Linked DNA regions of Homo sapiens: region 2 is linked to region 1. Evidence: read pairs that join two places in POLR2A ChIA-PET (ENCODE). Cell type or tissue: Panc1. All regions are shown on one strand.

Evidence for each region. Peaks named below come from ENCODE experiments on the same cell type or tissue, not always from the same donor. Only the 100,000 strongest peaks of a DNase experiment are listed, where the experiment ranks them.
Region 2: POLR2A ChIA-PET joins it to region 1 with 10 read pairs; 6 of 35 experiments call an interaction of 5 or more read pairs at or near these places.

What each region holds. Positions count from the first base shown.
Region 1 is chr1:8,235,299-8,243,298 of GRCh38, reverse strand. It overlaps LOC105376695 (a long non-coding RNA gene), which reads right to left and starts at 3,341. Exons shown (of 3, transcript XR_946937.3): 1 at 3,176-3,341. RefSeq lists enhancers at 2,692-3,247, 3,248-3,804. In Panc1, no CTCF peak of the experiment used is centred here; DNase peaks (open chromatin) are centred at 4,198 and 4,998; H3K27ac peaks cover 6,869 bases.
Region 2 is chr1:8,109,672-8,117,671 of GRCh38, reverse strand. The region is part of intron 2 of ERRFI1-DT (ERRFI1 divergent transcript); the gene reads right to left. Among named protein-coding and RNA genes, the nearest start is that of ERRFI1-DT, 87 kb to the right of the region's middle. RefSeq lists an enhancer at 1,578-2,078. In Panc1, no CTCF peak of the experiment used is centred here; no DNase peak of the experiment used is centred here; H3K27ac peaks cover 7,949 bases.

The DNA of each region.
Region 1 (8,000 bases):
TTTCTTTCTTTCTTTCTTTCTTTCTTTCTTTCTTTCTTTCTTTCTTTCTTCCTTTCTCCCCCTCCCCTCCCCTCCCCTCCCCTCCCCTCCCCTTCCCTTCTCTTCTTTTGAGATGGAGTCTTGCTCTGTCACCAGGCTGGAGTGCAGTGGTGCAATCTCGGCTCACTGCAACCTCCGCCTCCTGGGTTCAAGCGACTCCCCTGCCTCAGCCTCCCGAGTAGCTGGGACTACAGGCATGAGCCACCACACCTGGCCCTTTTTTAAATAAATAAAAAATAAACAAATAGTGCTGGGCGCAGTGGCTCACGCCTGTAATCCCAGCAGTTTGGGAGTCTGAGGTGGGTGGATTACCTGAGGTCGGGAGTTGGAGACCAGCCTGACCAACATGGTGAAACTCATCTCTACTAAAAAAATACAAACAAAATTAGCCAGGCGTGGTGGCTCGTGCCTGTAATCCCAACTACTCAGGAGGCTGAGGCAGGAGAATTGCTTGAGCCTGGGAGACAGAGGTTGCAGTTAGCCAAGATAGTGCCACCGCACTCCAGCCTGGCCGACAGAGTGAGACTCTGTCTAAAAAAATAATAAATAAATAAATAAATAAATAAATAAATAAATAAAGTATCTTGGATATTACATAGGTCAGCTTCATTCTTTTTAATGGCTGCACTGTTCCACTGTACAGATGCCCCCGATGTGTTTAACCAATTCCATATTCATGTACATTGAGGCGATTTCCTGACGTGTTTTATCAGTCCACTTGTCTTGTGTTACAAATGATGCCTTTGTTTGCTTGTTTCTTTGTTTGAGACGGAATCTCACTCTGTTGCCCAGGCTGGAGTGCAGTGGTGTGATCTTGGCTCACTGCAACCTCTGCCTCCTGGGTTCAAGCGATTCTCCTGCCTCAGCCTCCCGAGTAGATGAGATTACAGGCGCGCGCTACCTTGCCCGGCTAATTTTTTCTATCTTTAGTAGAGACAGAGTTTTAGCATGTTGGCCAGGCTGATCTCGAAACTCTTGACCTCATGATCTGCCCGCCTCGGCCTCCCAAAGTGCTGGGATTACAGGCGTGAATCACTGCCCCCAGCTTGTATTTTTTTTTTTTTTTTAGTAGAGACAGGGTTTTACCATGTTGGCCAGGCTGGTCTCCAACTCCTGACCTCAGGTGATCGCCCACCTTGGCCTCCCAAAGTGCCGGGATTACAGGCATGAGCCACCGCGCCCGGCCACAAATGATGCCTTAATGAACGTTCTGGGATCTATGTCTTTATGCATGTGTGCCGCAGTGTCTATAGGATAAATAGGAAGAATTCCTAGTTTTGAACTCCATTTTCTATCCCACACCCCTTTCCAGAGACCGCCGTGCTCTTCGCTGAAGACCTGTACTTGCTTCAGCCAACATCCGCCAGGTCATGCTGGTCTTTGCTTCTTCCTTCCTTCCTGGCAAGAAGACAAAACCAAAGGCACACAGAGCAGACAGCTCGCCTTCCTGTGCTTTTCCTGTGGACCTGTGGTTGCTCCTGGGCTGTCATAGCCTCTGTAGACTTCGGACCTACTTATTTATCTAGGCGTGCAGTGGCTGCTGCTCTGTCCTGTCTCCACTGCCTGCCTGCCTACTTGGGTGTCTGGCACCCCGGGCTCCTCCCTTCCTTCAAGGATGGCATGGGTCTTGGACTTGGATCCATGGAATCTGCTTGCTTTTCCTTATGCTGAAGGACTTCTCAGCCTGCCCTGTGTCTCCTGTGTTTGCGATGCTGGTTTTCTCCTTCCTAAAATAACTGACCCTCCCACCCATACCTCATGCTCCATCGTCAGCCACAGTCCAGAGGCTGCTTGAGCCCTCATAGCGCATTTACTCTGTCGACCGCTCTCGCCAATGTACCCTCCACCCTGCAGCTAGAGTAATCTTTCAAAAAGAAAATCAGGCCAGGCGCGGTGGCTCACGCTGTAATCCCAGCACTTCGGGAGGCCGAGGTGGGCGGATCACAAGGTCAGGAGATCGAAACCATCCTGGCTAACACAGTGAAACCCCGTCTCTACTAAAAATACAAAAAATTAGCTGGGTGTGGTGGTGGGCACCTGTAGTCCCAGCTACTCGGGAGGCTGAGGCAGGAGAATGGCGTGAACCCGGGAGACGGAGCTTGCAGTGAGCCGAGATCACGCCACTACACTGCAGCTTGGGTGACAGAGCGAGACTCCATCTCAAAAAAAAAGAAAAGAAAAAAAAAGAAAATCAGGCCAGTTGTGGTGGCTCACACCTGTAATCCCAGCACTTTGGGAGGCCGAGGCGGGCAGATCACAAGGTCAGGAGATCGAGACCATCCTGGCTAACACGGTGAAACCCCGTCTCTACTAAAAATACAAACAATTAGCCGGGTGTGGTGGCGGGCACCTGTAGTCCCAGCTACTCGGGAGGCTGAGGCAGAAGAATGGCGTGAACCCGGGAGACGGAGCTTGCAGTGAGCCGAGATCACGCCACTGCACTGCAGCTTGGGTGACAGAGCAAGACTCCATCTCAAAAAAAAAAAGAAAAAAAAAAGAAAAAAAAAAAGAAAATCAGGCCAGGCACGGTGGCTCACGCCTGTAATCCCAGCACTTTGGGAGGCTGAGGCAGGTGTATCACCTGAGGTCAGGAGTTTGAGCCCAGCCTGGCCAACAGGGAGAAACTCTGTCTCTACTAAAAGTACAAAAATTAGCTGGGCATGGTGGTGTGTGTGACTGTAGTCCCAGCTACTTGGGAAGCTGAAGCATGAAGAATGTCTTGAACCCGGGAGGTGGAGGTTGCAGTGAGCTGAGATCCTGCCACTGCACTCCATTCTGGGCAATAGTGTGAGACCCTGTCTCAAAATAAATAAATAAAAGAGAAAATCAGATCATGTTATTCTTTTTATTACTTCCGCCCACCCGTCCCCCACATCCCATCGCTGGGCCCAAGCAATGCTCCCACCTCCAGCTTCCAAAGTGCTGAAATGCAGGTGCGAGCCACCACGTGGGGCAGCTGTTTTCCTTCTAAAGATCCTCCTATGGCTGGCCTGTAACCATGCGTGTAATCCCAGCACTTTGGAAGGCTGAGGTGGGCGGATCACGAGGTCAGGAGATCAAGACCATCCTGGCTAACACAATGAAACTCTGTCTCTACTAGAAATACAAAAAATTACTCGGGGGTGGTGGCACGCACCTGTATTCCCAGCTGCTCGGGGGGCTGAGGCCGGAGAATCACTTGAAACCGGGAGGCGAAGGTTGCAGTGAGCCGAGATGGCGCATTGCACTCCAGCCTGGGCGACAGAGCGAGACTCCATCCAAAAAAAAAAAAAAAAAAAAATCTTCCTGTGGCTTCCAATGCACTTAGAAAAAAATCCAAACAATTCATCAAGGCCTGCCTCTCAGGCCCCTCCTCCAGCGCCCTCCCCACTTGGAGGCCTTCAGGCTGTCGCTCCCCAGGACAGGCTCCTCCCTGGGGCTGGGCATTTGCTGCATCCTTTGCTGGACAAATCCCCCACCTCCTCTTCCCCCGCCTTCAATCCCCCTCTACGAGTAGATGGGGCCACGTGGGCGCGGTGGCTCAGGCCTGTAATCCCAGCACTTTAGATCACACCACGCAATCCAGCCTGGGTGACAGAGCAAGACTCCATCTCATAAAAAAACAAACAACAACGAAAAACAAGTAGATGTGCCTCCCTCTTCCTCCATGGCCTTTATCAAACCTCCCCCCCGAAACAGAATGGATTTTCCTTGGAGAATGGCCTGCTCCTCATTATATAGTGTCAGCTAATGTGTCCCCTCTTCTAGAGGGTGTGACAAAACCAGGCCATTCAGACAACTCCCCTCTGGAATTTGACCCCAGAGTGCAGGTGGCATTAGAATTTACAACAGGCCAGCGCCATGGTTCCGGCCTGTAATCCCAGCACTTTGGGGATCTGAGGCAAGCAGATCACCTGAGATCAGGAGTTTGAGACCAGCCTGAAAATATAAAAATTAGCTGGGCCTGTAACCCCAGCACTTTGGGGATCTGAGGCAAGCAGATCACCTGAGGTCAGGAGTTTGAGACCAGCCTGAAAATACAAAAATTAGCTGGGCGTGGTGGCGCATACCTGTAATCCCAGCTATTTGGAAGCCTGAGGCATGAGAGTCGCTTGAACAGGGGAGGCGGATGTTGCAATGGGCCAAGATCTATCACTGCACTCCAGCCTGGGCAGCAGAGGGAGACTGCGTCTCAAAAAAAAAAAAAAAAAAAAAAAAAAGTTTACAGCAACAACAAAACCATTGGAACAGATTTATTTCAAAGGTGGTGCCCAGAAGAGACTTCCCTTGGACTGCTGCTCTTCGACGGCCCATCCCTCCTTGCCTCCACCTCCATACCCCTCCCCCTCACGCCTGCCCATCCCCCCATCTTCCATCACCCTTGCCTTCCATTCTACAGGCTTTCCGAGTCCTCCCGAGTCAGCCTCCCTTCTCATTCCCATAGCTGCCTTGATCTCTATTCTTTTCACTCAGAGAATCCTGCCTGACCGTCCCCTACCTCCTGGGGCCTGGACCTGTCTGTCTAGCCCTCCCCCCAACCCCCATTCACCTGGTGCCCAGTTCCAAGTCTGCACCCAGAAGCCCTGTATAAATATTTGATGAAAGAATAACAAAGGTTAATAAATCCCTGGCACTTTCTGAGTGGGGAAAGGCATAGAATAGGAATAGGAGTGAGATGTTTTGAGACAGGGACTCGATGGATTACTAACGAGCTGCATCATACGCCTTTGATTTTGTTGATGCCGCCTCCTTTGGAGCAGACATGTGGCTTTGAGGCAGTGTCCGGGCAGGACGAATGCAGCGTCTGTACTGTAAATTACTCAGTACCGAATATCCCACATCACTACCCTCATCACTGCGGCTTCTATCAGTGCTGAATACGTGGAATGTGTTTTTCTTTTGATGAAAAGGGAAGTTCTCTTGAGAAAGTGGGACAGTTACTCATCTATTCAACTTTCGAATAATTTCGTACATGCTGGTGACCAGATGTTTCATCTCTGATGTGTTGCTGAACTGATTCAGTCCCTTTTGTCAACACTGATCTTTTTGCTGCACTCCAGTGACCAATAGGAAGATATGGAAATGACGGTAGACTGCACTTCCTGGATAAAAAGCAAATATGCACATACAGGCGGGAACCGAAGTATCCATCCCCAGATTCCATAAGGGCCACAGGTGGCTTTGCCTGCGGCTGTTCACCATCACATCCCGGTGCCCAGCACCGTCGGAGTTCAATTAATGTATCAAATAACTGGATTTAGTTACTTACATTTTCATTAAAAAGCTAGTTTTGACACAAAGCAAATTCTTTTTTCCTTTGTTTCGAACTGAAGCTAGAACCCCAATAACAATAAAATCTCAAGGTTGAAAGACCATCTCCCCCAGGGCAGGGCGCTGTGGCTTACGCCTCTAATTCCAGCACTTTGGGATGCCAAGGCTGGCGGATGATTTGGGCCCAGGAGTTTGAGACCAGCCTGGGCAAGATGGTGAAACTCCATGTCTACCAAAAATACAAAAATTAGCCACTCTCATAACACAGTCTCAAAGTAAATAATAATAATAATAAACAAAAACAAAAAGATTATCTCTCCCAAGTGCCCATCTGAAGCTGAATTCCCTGTAGATCATTTTGGCCAGCTCTGCATCGCTCTGGATTTGGGCAAATTTTCCTTGTGTTAAGCCAAAAATCATACCGCAGGTACGGACAAAATAAGTCCACACTCTTTTGTGTGTGTGTGTGTGATGGAATTTTTGCTCTTGTTGCCCAGGCTGGAGTGCAATGGCGCAGTCTCAGCTCATTGCAACCTCTGCCTCCCAGGTTCAAGCAATTCTCCTGCCTCAGCCTCCCGAGTAGCTGGAATTACAGGCGCTGGCCACCACGCCTGGCTAATTTTTTGTGTTTTTAGTAGAGACGGGGTTTCGCCATCTTGGCCAGGCTGGTCTCAAACTCCTGGCCTCAGGTGATCCACCCGCCTTGGCCTCTTGAAGTGCTGGGATTATAGGTGTGAACCACCAAACCCGGCCGAGTCCACACTCTTACACATGGTCTCCCTGCAAGTATTTAGAGGCATCCTCTCCTTTTCTGCAGGATGCCCACCACCACCACACCCAGCTCTCACTCTAAGAAATCTCTCTCACACATTGTTTCAACCACTACCTCTAGCCCCATTCCCCAGAGACCCCCCTACCCTATTCTCTACAAAAGCAGGGCCCCCACCCCCACCGACAGGCCCGTGTCCTGGGCTCCCTTCTCTGATTGCTCTAAAAATTCAAATGGGTATAGTGGCTCTCACACCTGTAATCCCAGCACTTTGGGAGGCTGAGGCAGGAGGATTGCTTGAGGCCAGGAGTTTGAAACTAGCCAGGGCAACCTAGTGAGAGACCATCTCTAGAAAACTTAAAAAAACTTTAGCCAGGTGTGGTGGTGCACGCCTGAAGTCCCAACTACTCAGGAGGCTGAGGCAGAGGATTGCTTGAGCCCAGGAGTTCAAGAATACAATGAACTGTGATGGCACCACTGCACTCCAGCCTGGGAGACAGAGAAAGACGCTGTCACTAAAAGAAAAAAAAAAGTTGACTAGGCTTGGTGGCTCACACCTGTAATCCCAGCACTAGGAGAAGCCTAGGTGAGTGGATTGCTTGAGCCCAGGAGCTCAAGACCAGCCTGGGCAATAAGGTGAGACTCTGTCTCTATAAAAATATACGAAAATTAGTTGGGCATGGTGGCGCATGTCTGCAATCCCAGCTACTTGGGAGACTGAGGTGGGAGGGTTGTTTAAGCCCAGTGCCAGTGCACTCCAGCCCGGACAACAGAGTAAGACCCTGAAGAAAGAAGGAAGAGAGAGAGAGAGAGAGAGAGGAAGGGAGAAAGAGAAAGAGAGAGAGAGAGTTGGGGAGGGAGGGAGGGAGGAAGGAAGGAAGGGAGGGAGGGAGGGAGGAAGGGAGGGAAAGAAGGAAGGAAGGAAGGAAAGAAAGAAAGAAAGAAAGAAAGAAAGAAAGAAAGAAAGAAAGGGAGAGAGAAAGACTTCTTTTGTCCCCTCATGCCTATGACTTTAACCAGCAACAGTAAGTGGATGGTTCCCAAATTTCTCCCTGTGTCCCTGACATCTAGTCCACACTCCAGACCCCTGACTCCAATCAGCTGTTTGACACCTAGCCTGCATGTCTCATGGCCTGGCAGGGTGCCCCAGGTAGGGCTGGCGACTCCTGCCTGCACCTGGCCCCTCTCTCCGTGAGCTGAGCAGCTCCCTTTAGGGTCCTGCTGTTTCTTCTTCTCCCTGACTCCCCAAATTCAGTTCATCACTACGGCTTATTGATTATAGCTCCAAAATACAGCATTGTTCAAATCGCTCCTGTCTCTCTCTCCACGGCCATTGCTCTAGTCCACGTCACTGGAATTTCTCAGCTGAACTCTTTCAGGAGCCTCCTCTCATTCCTTGCATGAATGCTTTATTTATGTATTTATTTATTTATTTATTTATTTGAGATGGAGTCTCACTCTGTTGCCCAGGTTGGAGTGTAGTGGCGTGATCTCAGCTCACTGCAACCTCTGCCTCCTGGGTTCAAGCGATTGTCCTGCCTCAGCCTCCCAAGTAGCTGGGATTACAGGTGCATGCCACCATGCCCAGCTAATTTCTGTATTTTTAGTAGAGACGGGGTTTTACCATGTTGGCCAGGCTGGTCTTGAACTCCTGACCTCAAGTGATCTGCCCACCTCAGTCTCCCAAAGTGCTGGGATTACAGGCTTGAGCCACAGTGCCCAGCAGACCATCCTCTTTCTGCCACAGGGCCCTTGACTGTGCGGTCTGAGTCCTCTCTTCTGCCTGGAGTGTCTTTGCCACCCCTTGCAATGGTCGCCTCCTCTCCATTAGACACCCTTCACGAGCCCGCGGTTTCTCTCTCATGGCACCTAGAGTAGTTTATCATCACTTATTTACTTATATATATGGTGGTTGTATGTCGGTCTCCCCCACTGGATTCCA
Region 2 (8,000 bases), 130 kb after region 1:
TCATTGATCTCAGAGGGGGATCCTGGGATGTAAAGGTTTCTTCATCCAGCAGCCAGGAGTGCTTCTGCTGGCTGCCCCTGCTGCATCAGGCAACAGTCTCGTCCCCCCCGGGAATGAGTTTAAAGAGGCAGGGCCATGCCGGGAAGGAAGCAGCTAACCCGGTCCTCGGGGAATGATTTCATTCTGGGGATTGATGAAAACAAACAAGTGTCTCTTTCAAACTGCTGTGCTGCGGTGGACTTTACAAAATTTCCACCATCTAAATCAGTTACAAAGTTGGGTGAACTATATATTTATTTATTTATTTATTTATTTATTTATTTTGCGTGTGTGTCACTCCGTGGAGTGACTTCCTCACACTTGCAAGTTCATTTCTAGTCCATCAGCTCTGTCTAGAAGTTCTAAAAAAGATCTTTTTAATAAATTCTGCTAAACATTGCAGAGGAATGGTTTGTTTTCGTTTGTCGTGAACTGTACAGGCCCACCTCCAGGCCTCTGGGGAACCATATGAGGCATTTTCCAAAGTTATTTCCAGAATAAACAAGGCTTGAGAGGCCAGCCTCGCTCAACCACGGCCCACAGCTTCACTTCTCTGCTCCAGGCGGGAGGAGAAACCCCTGACCTTCTGTAAATATTTCAACACAAGCAGTTCTCTGCGGGATTAGAATTTGTGTTTTTGAGTCAACTCTAAAACAGACCCAGAAAAGGCACCTTTCTGATTGTTCTATTGATATTGAAAAGTTTCAACTTTATGGTTTTTATGGCTGTTCAAGGAATTTCACATTCCAAGACCCTGGGGCAGAAAGGGCACAAAAGGAGAGTCTAAATGATTAGATGGTAGGGCCTGTTTTTACTCAGCCATGAACAAGGAAGGTCCCAGAAAAACTCTACGTGATTGAGAAATACTTTTGGCCACCAGCGCAACCTGCTAATTGGGAACACCCAATGCCCTTAATATGAAGCCTAAAAAATGAGATGGTGTCATCATCCAGGTTGTGGGGCGTGGAGGGGCCTTGGTGAGCTCAAAAGAGCACATCTGCCCGAAAAGACAGCCCTGCCCAGCGCCAGACACCTGGTGCCAATGCACACTGTCACGACACCATCTGACTTTTTAAAAGAGAAACAAGGAATCTCTAAGTTTTTGTTTTTTGAGACAGAATCTTGACTCTGGCACCCAGGCTGGAGTGCAGTGGCGCGATCTTGGCTCACTGCAACCTCTGCCTCCCACAGGTGATTCTCGTGCCTCACCTCCTGAGACTACAGATGTGCGCCACCACGCCTGGCGAATTTTTTGTATTTTTAGTAGAGACGGGGTTTCGCCATGTTGGCCAGGCTGGTCTTGAAATCCTGGCCTCAAGTGATCCGCCTGCCTCAGCCTCCCAAAGTGTGGGATTATAGGCATGAGCCACTTCACCCGCCCTCTAAGTTTTTAATATCGTAAACTAAAATTTAAGAGGTTAAGCGCCAACAACTCTGACCCCTCAAAGTTCTGGTCTTCCCATAATGACTTCTTGAATTTTTTTTCTGAAATCTCAAACATTCTTCTGATCCTGCCTTGGTGTGACACACGTGTCATCTGTATCGTCCCACATGTGGCCGGCCATGGCATGCACAGAGGCACCAGTGGGGAACCGACTCTCCAAAGAGACTCAGGCCTTGGGACTCACAGGCAGGCGCGTCTGGCATCCAGTGTTACATTCTGTGGTGTCATTGCCTTCTGTGATTCCAAAGCGTGCAGCGGTGTCCTGCTGAAAGTTACTGCCTGGTCAGAGCTCACCCCGAGAGGGATGGGAGGGAAAGGTCTGGGAAGCAGCAGAGGTAGCCTGCAGGAATCCAGGAGGTGAAGTCTGGAATCAGAGCACAAGGGCTGGCTCACATGGATTTGCAGACAAGGAAGTGGCCCTGGGGAGAACAGCCTAGAAGTGAATAGAGCTTCCTGCAGCCAGGCAGGTAGGCGCGAGGATGACTGCAATCCCATCATCAAGGAAAGTGTGACATCACAGCCAGCAAGCTCTGAACACTGGGGCTACTGAAAAAAATTAAGACACATAGACTGTGTCAGGCCCAGAGGCCAACTGAGCCAGCCTATTCACTGTCAGGCCGGGAGGCCGGCTGAGCCGGCTCTATTCACTATCAGGTCCCATTCACTGTCTCTGTTTCCCATATTCCTTGCTACTCCCAACCTTGTTTCCCCTGGTGGTGTCCACACTCAAGCTCTGCAATGATTTACCCATGCTGATGAGTGAAGAAATGCAACCCAAAGCCTCTTCGGTGCCCAATAATGGCCTAAGATGTTCACATCATATACTAGTTCTGTGCTGTTTGAATTTTTTTTTTTTTTTGAGGCAGGGTCTCACTCTGTTGCCCAGGCTGGAGTGCAGCGGCGTGTGCATAGCTCATTGCAGCCTCAAACTCCTAGGCTCAAGCTATCTTTGCGCCTTCGCCTCTTGAGTAGCTGAAATTACAAGGGCTCACCACCATGCCCAGCTAATGTTTAAATTTTTTATAGAGATGGGGTCTTGCTGTGCTGCCCTGGGCTCACACAATCTACCTGCCTTGGTCTCCCAAGGTGCTGGGACTACAGGTGTGAGCCACTGCACCCAGCCTTGATTTTTTAATTAACTAGTAGACTTTATTATTTTTTTAATAGTTTTAGGTGTACAGGAAAAGCAGAGCCAAAAGTACAGAATTCCCATATGCCCCAACTCAGTTCCCCTGTTATTAACACTTTGCATGAGTGTGGCATGTTCGTTACAATTGCTGAGCCAATCAGCACTATTAAGTAAAGTCCACAGTTCACATTAGTTTCATTCTTGGTGTTATATGTTCTATGAATTTGGACAAATGCATATTGACATAAATCCACTGATTATAGTATCATACAGAGTGTCTTCACTGCCCTAAAAATACTCTGTGGTCTATATGTGCTCTTTTTTTTTTTTTTTTTTGGAGACAAGAGTCTCGCTGTGTTGCCCAGGCTGGAGTGCAGTAGCATGATCTCATCTGGGCTCACTGCAACCTCCAACTCCTAGGTTCAAGCGATTCTCCTGCCTCAGCCTCCTGAGTAGCTGGGATCACAGGCATGTGCCACCATGCCTGGCCAATGCCTGTATTTTTAGAAGAGACAGCGTTTTGCCATATTGGCCAGGCTGGTCTCAAACCCCTGACCTCAGGTGATCCACCCATCTCGGCCTCCCAAAGTGCTAGGATCACAGGCGTGAGCCACCGTGCCCGGCTACATGCGCTTTTTATTTGGTAACTTATTCAATTTTTAAATTATTTTTTAAATATTTCCCCCCAAAAGTCAGTGTAGAGTCATCTTAAAATACACACACACACAACTGTAATCTCAGTGTGCTTGGCAGAAATCTAAGATGTAACCCGCCCCACCAAATTTCCAGGCCCCTGATATACACATACCGTCTTCCAGTTATCCAACCAAACGTGAATCTAGGTACTGCTGTGAAAAGGAGCTGCAATGTAATTAAGGTCCCAAATCAGTTGACATGAAAATAGAGAAAATACTCAGTGGGCCTGACCTAGTGACATGAGCCCTTTCAAGGCAGACAGTTTTCTCCAGATGGTCACAGAACAGGCAGTCGGGGCGGCACGGGAGGATTCTGTGCACCCCTGCTGGCCTGAACGGGCCGCGTGGTAGGGATGTGGGCGGCTTCTGGGTGCTGAGAACAGTCCCCAGCTGACAGGCAGCAAGGAAAGGGGACCTCAGTCTTGTAATACAAAGGACTGAATTTTGCCAACAAGAATGAGCCCAGAAGTGGATTTTCCTCAGCAAACGAACGCAGGAACAGAAAACAAAACACCACATGTTCTCACTTATAAGTGGGAGCTGAATGCTGAGAATACATGGGCACATGGAGGGGAACAACACACACGGGGCCCTGCGGGGATAGGGGGAGGGGGAGCGTCAGGAAGAATAGCTAATGGATCCTGGGCTTAATAACTAGGTGATGGGATGATCTGTGCAAAACCACCATGGCACACATTGCCCTATGGAACAAACCTGCACATCCTGCACATGTACCCCTGAACTTAAAATAAATTGAAGATTAAAAAAAAACAAAAAAAGTGCATTTTCCTCTACAGCCTTGAGACAAGAACTCAACCTGGTCAATACCTTGATGTCCTGAGGCTTATGATATCCTGAGAAGAAAATCCAGCCACACCAGGACAGGCCTCTGACCCACACAACTGTGAGCTCATGAATGGGTGTTGTTTTCACAGCTCAGTCAGTGCTGTTTTGTTACAGAGCAACAGGAAACGAATACTCCCTCCACGCAGATCTTTTTCTAGAGCAATTAATTATGCATACGGTGAGTGTGTATATTTTCCTTTTACATAATGGAATCCTCTTGTATATAACTATATTATAACCGGCACATTAAAAATTCGGTTTGCTAAATTCAAAACAAAACAGAAACAATTCTTGGGATTTTGATTGGAATGACATTGAATCTGTAGCTTAGCGGGAGGAGAATTGATGTATTTTGGAGGTTATGTCTTCAAAAACATGATCTAATTCTCCATGTATTTAGGTCTTTATGTCTGGCAAGCGTATTGCATAATGTTTTCCATGAAGGTCTCGCTCGTTTCTGATGTGTTTATTCCTAAGTACTATTGCAAATGGCATCGTTTGTTGTTGTTGTTTTGGAGACAGGGTCTCGCTCTGTCGCCCAGCCTGGAGTGCAGTGGTGTGATCACAACTCACTGCAGCCTCTACCACCTGGGCTCAAGCGATCCTCCGACCACAGCCTCCCAAGTAGCTGGGAGCACAGGCATGTGCCATCAAGCCTGGCTAATTTTTAGTATTATTATTTGTAGAGATGGGATCTCACTATGTTGCCCAGGCTGGTCTTGAACTCCTGGGCTCAAGCAATCCTCCCACCTCGGCCTCCCAAAGTGCTGGGATTACAGGAGTGAGCTTGTAATGATGCCATCACGTCTGCTGGCATCATTTTTATTATCTATTTTTCAGTGTTGTTAGTGTGATGATATTATAGAAATGTAATTGATCTTTGCATTTTGATTTTGTATGCAGTAACTTAGCTAAAACACTTTATTAATCCGTCTGTATATTCCTTAGGATTTTCTAAGAAGTCAATCAAATACATCTCTGAATGATTTCTGTTTTATTTCTTTCCAATTCTGTAATTTTCTTCCTTGTCTTGCTGATCTGACAAGCATCTCCATTACTATGTGAACTCAAACTGACAAGACTTGATGTCTTGGAGTTTTTCCTCATTTTCAAGAGAATGTTTGTTTTTTTTGTTTTGTTTTTGTTTTTTCAGACAGAGTCTCACTCTGTCACCCAGGTTGGAGTGCAGTGGCACGATCTCACTGCAAGCTCCGCCTCCCGGGTTGACGCCATTCTCCTGCCTCAGCCTCCCGAGTAGCTGGGACTACAGGAACCCGCCACCACGCCTGGCTAATTTTTTGTATTTTTAGTAGAGACGGGGTTTCACCATGTTAGCCAGGTTGGGTCTTGATCTCCTGACCTCGTGATCTGCCCACCTCGGCCTCACAGAGTGCTGGCATTACAGGCGTGAGCCACTGTGCCTGGCCGAGAGAGAATGTTTTTAACGTTTTACCATAAAGTTTGAGGTTTGCTGTAGTTTTGTTTGTTTTTAAAAATGGTCTTCATTACGTGAAGGATATTCTCTTCTACTTATAGTCGATTAAGTTTTTTAAATTATGGATGAATGTTAAATTTTATAATTTGCTTTTCTACATTGATTAAGACAATCACATGGTTTTTCTCCTTTAATCGACTACTGGTACAGATTACAATCGATTTTCCTGGAATAAACTTTATCTTTCTCATATAGGCATACTATGGAGATATTTTGGGTTGCATTCCAGACCACCTCAATAAAGCAAATATTAAAGTGAGTCACACTAGTTTTTTGGTTTCTCAGTGTATATAAAAGTTTTATTTAAACTATACTGTAGTCTATAAGTGTGCAATAGCATTATGTCTAAAAAATGTACATACCTTAATTAAAAATAAGGCCAGGCATGGTGGCTCACACCTGTAATCCCAGCACTTTGGGATGCCGAGGCGGGTGGATCACCTGAGGTCAGGAGTTCAAGACCAGCCTGGCCAACATGGTGAAATTCCATCTCTACTAAAAATACAAAAATTAGCCGAGTGTGGTACTCAAGCCTGTAGTCCCAGCTACTTGGGAGGTTGAAGCAGGAGGATTGCTTGAATCCGGGAGGCAGAAGGTGCAGTGAGCCAAGATCATGCCACTGCACTCCAGCCTGGGCGATAGAGTGAGACTCCATCTCAAATAATAATAATAATAATTTATTGCTAAAAAACACTAACAGTCATCTGAGCCTTCAGTGAGTCACAATCTTTTTGTTGGCAGAGGGTCTTGCCTCTATGTTGATGGCTGCTGGCTGATCACCATGGTGGTTGCTGAAGGTTGGCATGGCTGTGGCAATTTCTCAAAATGACAATGAAGTTTTTTGCATTGATTAGGACTCTTCCTTTCACGAAAGATTTCTTCGTAGTGTGTGATGCTATATGATAGCATTTTACCCACAGAACTTCTTTCAAAATTGGAGTCAATCCTTTCAAACCTGCTGCTGTTTTATCAGCTAAGTTTAAATAATATTCTAAATCCTCTGTTGTCATTTCAACAGTATTCACAGTATCTTCACCAGAAGTAAATTCCATCTCAAGAAACCACTTTCTTTGCTCATCCACAAGAAGCAACTCTTCATCATTCAAGTTTGATCATGAGATTGTAGCAGTTCAGCCACATCTTCAGGCTCCGCTTCTAATTCGAGTTCTCTTGCTATTTCCACCACATCTGCAGTTACTTCCTCCACTGAAGCCTTGAATGCCTCAAAGTCATTCCAAGGGTTGGAATCCACTTCTTTCAAACTCCTGTTAATGTGGATATTTTGACCTCCTCCCATGAATCACAAACATTTTTAATGGCATCTAGAATGGTAAATATTTTCCAGAAGGTTTTCAATTTACTTTGCCCAGATCCATCAGAGGAATCACTATCTATGTGCAGCCATAGCCTTACAAAACGAATTTCTTACGTAATAAGATTTGAAAGTCAAAATTACTGTATCCATGGGCTGCAGAATGAATGTTGTGTTAGCAAGCATGAAAACAGCATTCATTTCCTTGTACATCTCCAGCAGAGCTCTTGAGTAACCAGGTACATTGTCAATGAGCAGTAATATTGTGAAAGGAATCTTTTTCTCCTGAATAGTAGGTCTCAACAGTGAGCTTAAAATATTTGGTAAGCCATGCTGTAAACAGATGTGTTGTCATCCAAGCTTTGTTGTTTCATTTATAAAGCACAGGCAGAGTAGATTTAGCTTAAGGCTTAAGGGCCATGGGATTTTTGGAATGGCCAAGGAGCACAGACTTCAATCTAAAGTCAACAGCTGTATTCGCTCCTAACAAGAGTTGGCCTGTCCTTTGAAGCTTTGAAGCCAGGTATCGACTTCTCCTCTCTGTCTATGAAAATCCTGGATGACATCGTCTTCCGATAGAAGGCTGTTTCATCTACACTGAAAATCTGTTGTTCAGTGGAGCCACCTTTATCAAGGATCTTAGCTGGATCTTCTGGATAACCTGCGGCAGCTTCCCCATCAGCACTTGCTGCCTCACCTTTGGCTTTTATGCTATGGAGATGGCTTCATTCCTTAGACCTCATGAACCAGCCTCTGCTGGCTTCGAATGTTTCCTCTGCAGCTTTCTCATCTCTCTCAGACTTCACAGGATTGAAAAGAGTTAGGCCGGGCATGGTGGCTCACGCCTGTAATCCCAGCCCTTTGGGAAGCCGAGGTGGGTGGATCACCTGAGGTCAGGGATTCGAGACCAGCCTGGCCAACATGGTGAAACCCCATCTCTACTAAAAATACAAAAATTAGCTGGGTGTGGTGGGGCGCCCCTGTAATCCCAGCTACTCGGGAGGCTGAGAGAGGAGAATCGTGTGAACCCGGAAGGCAGA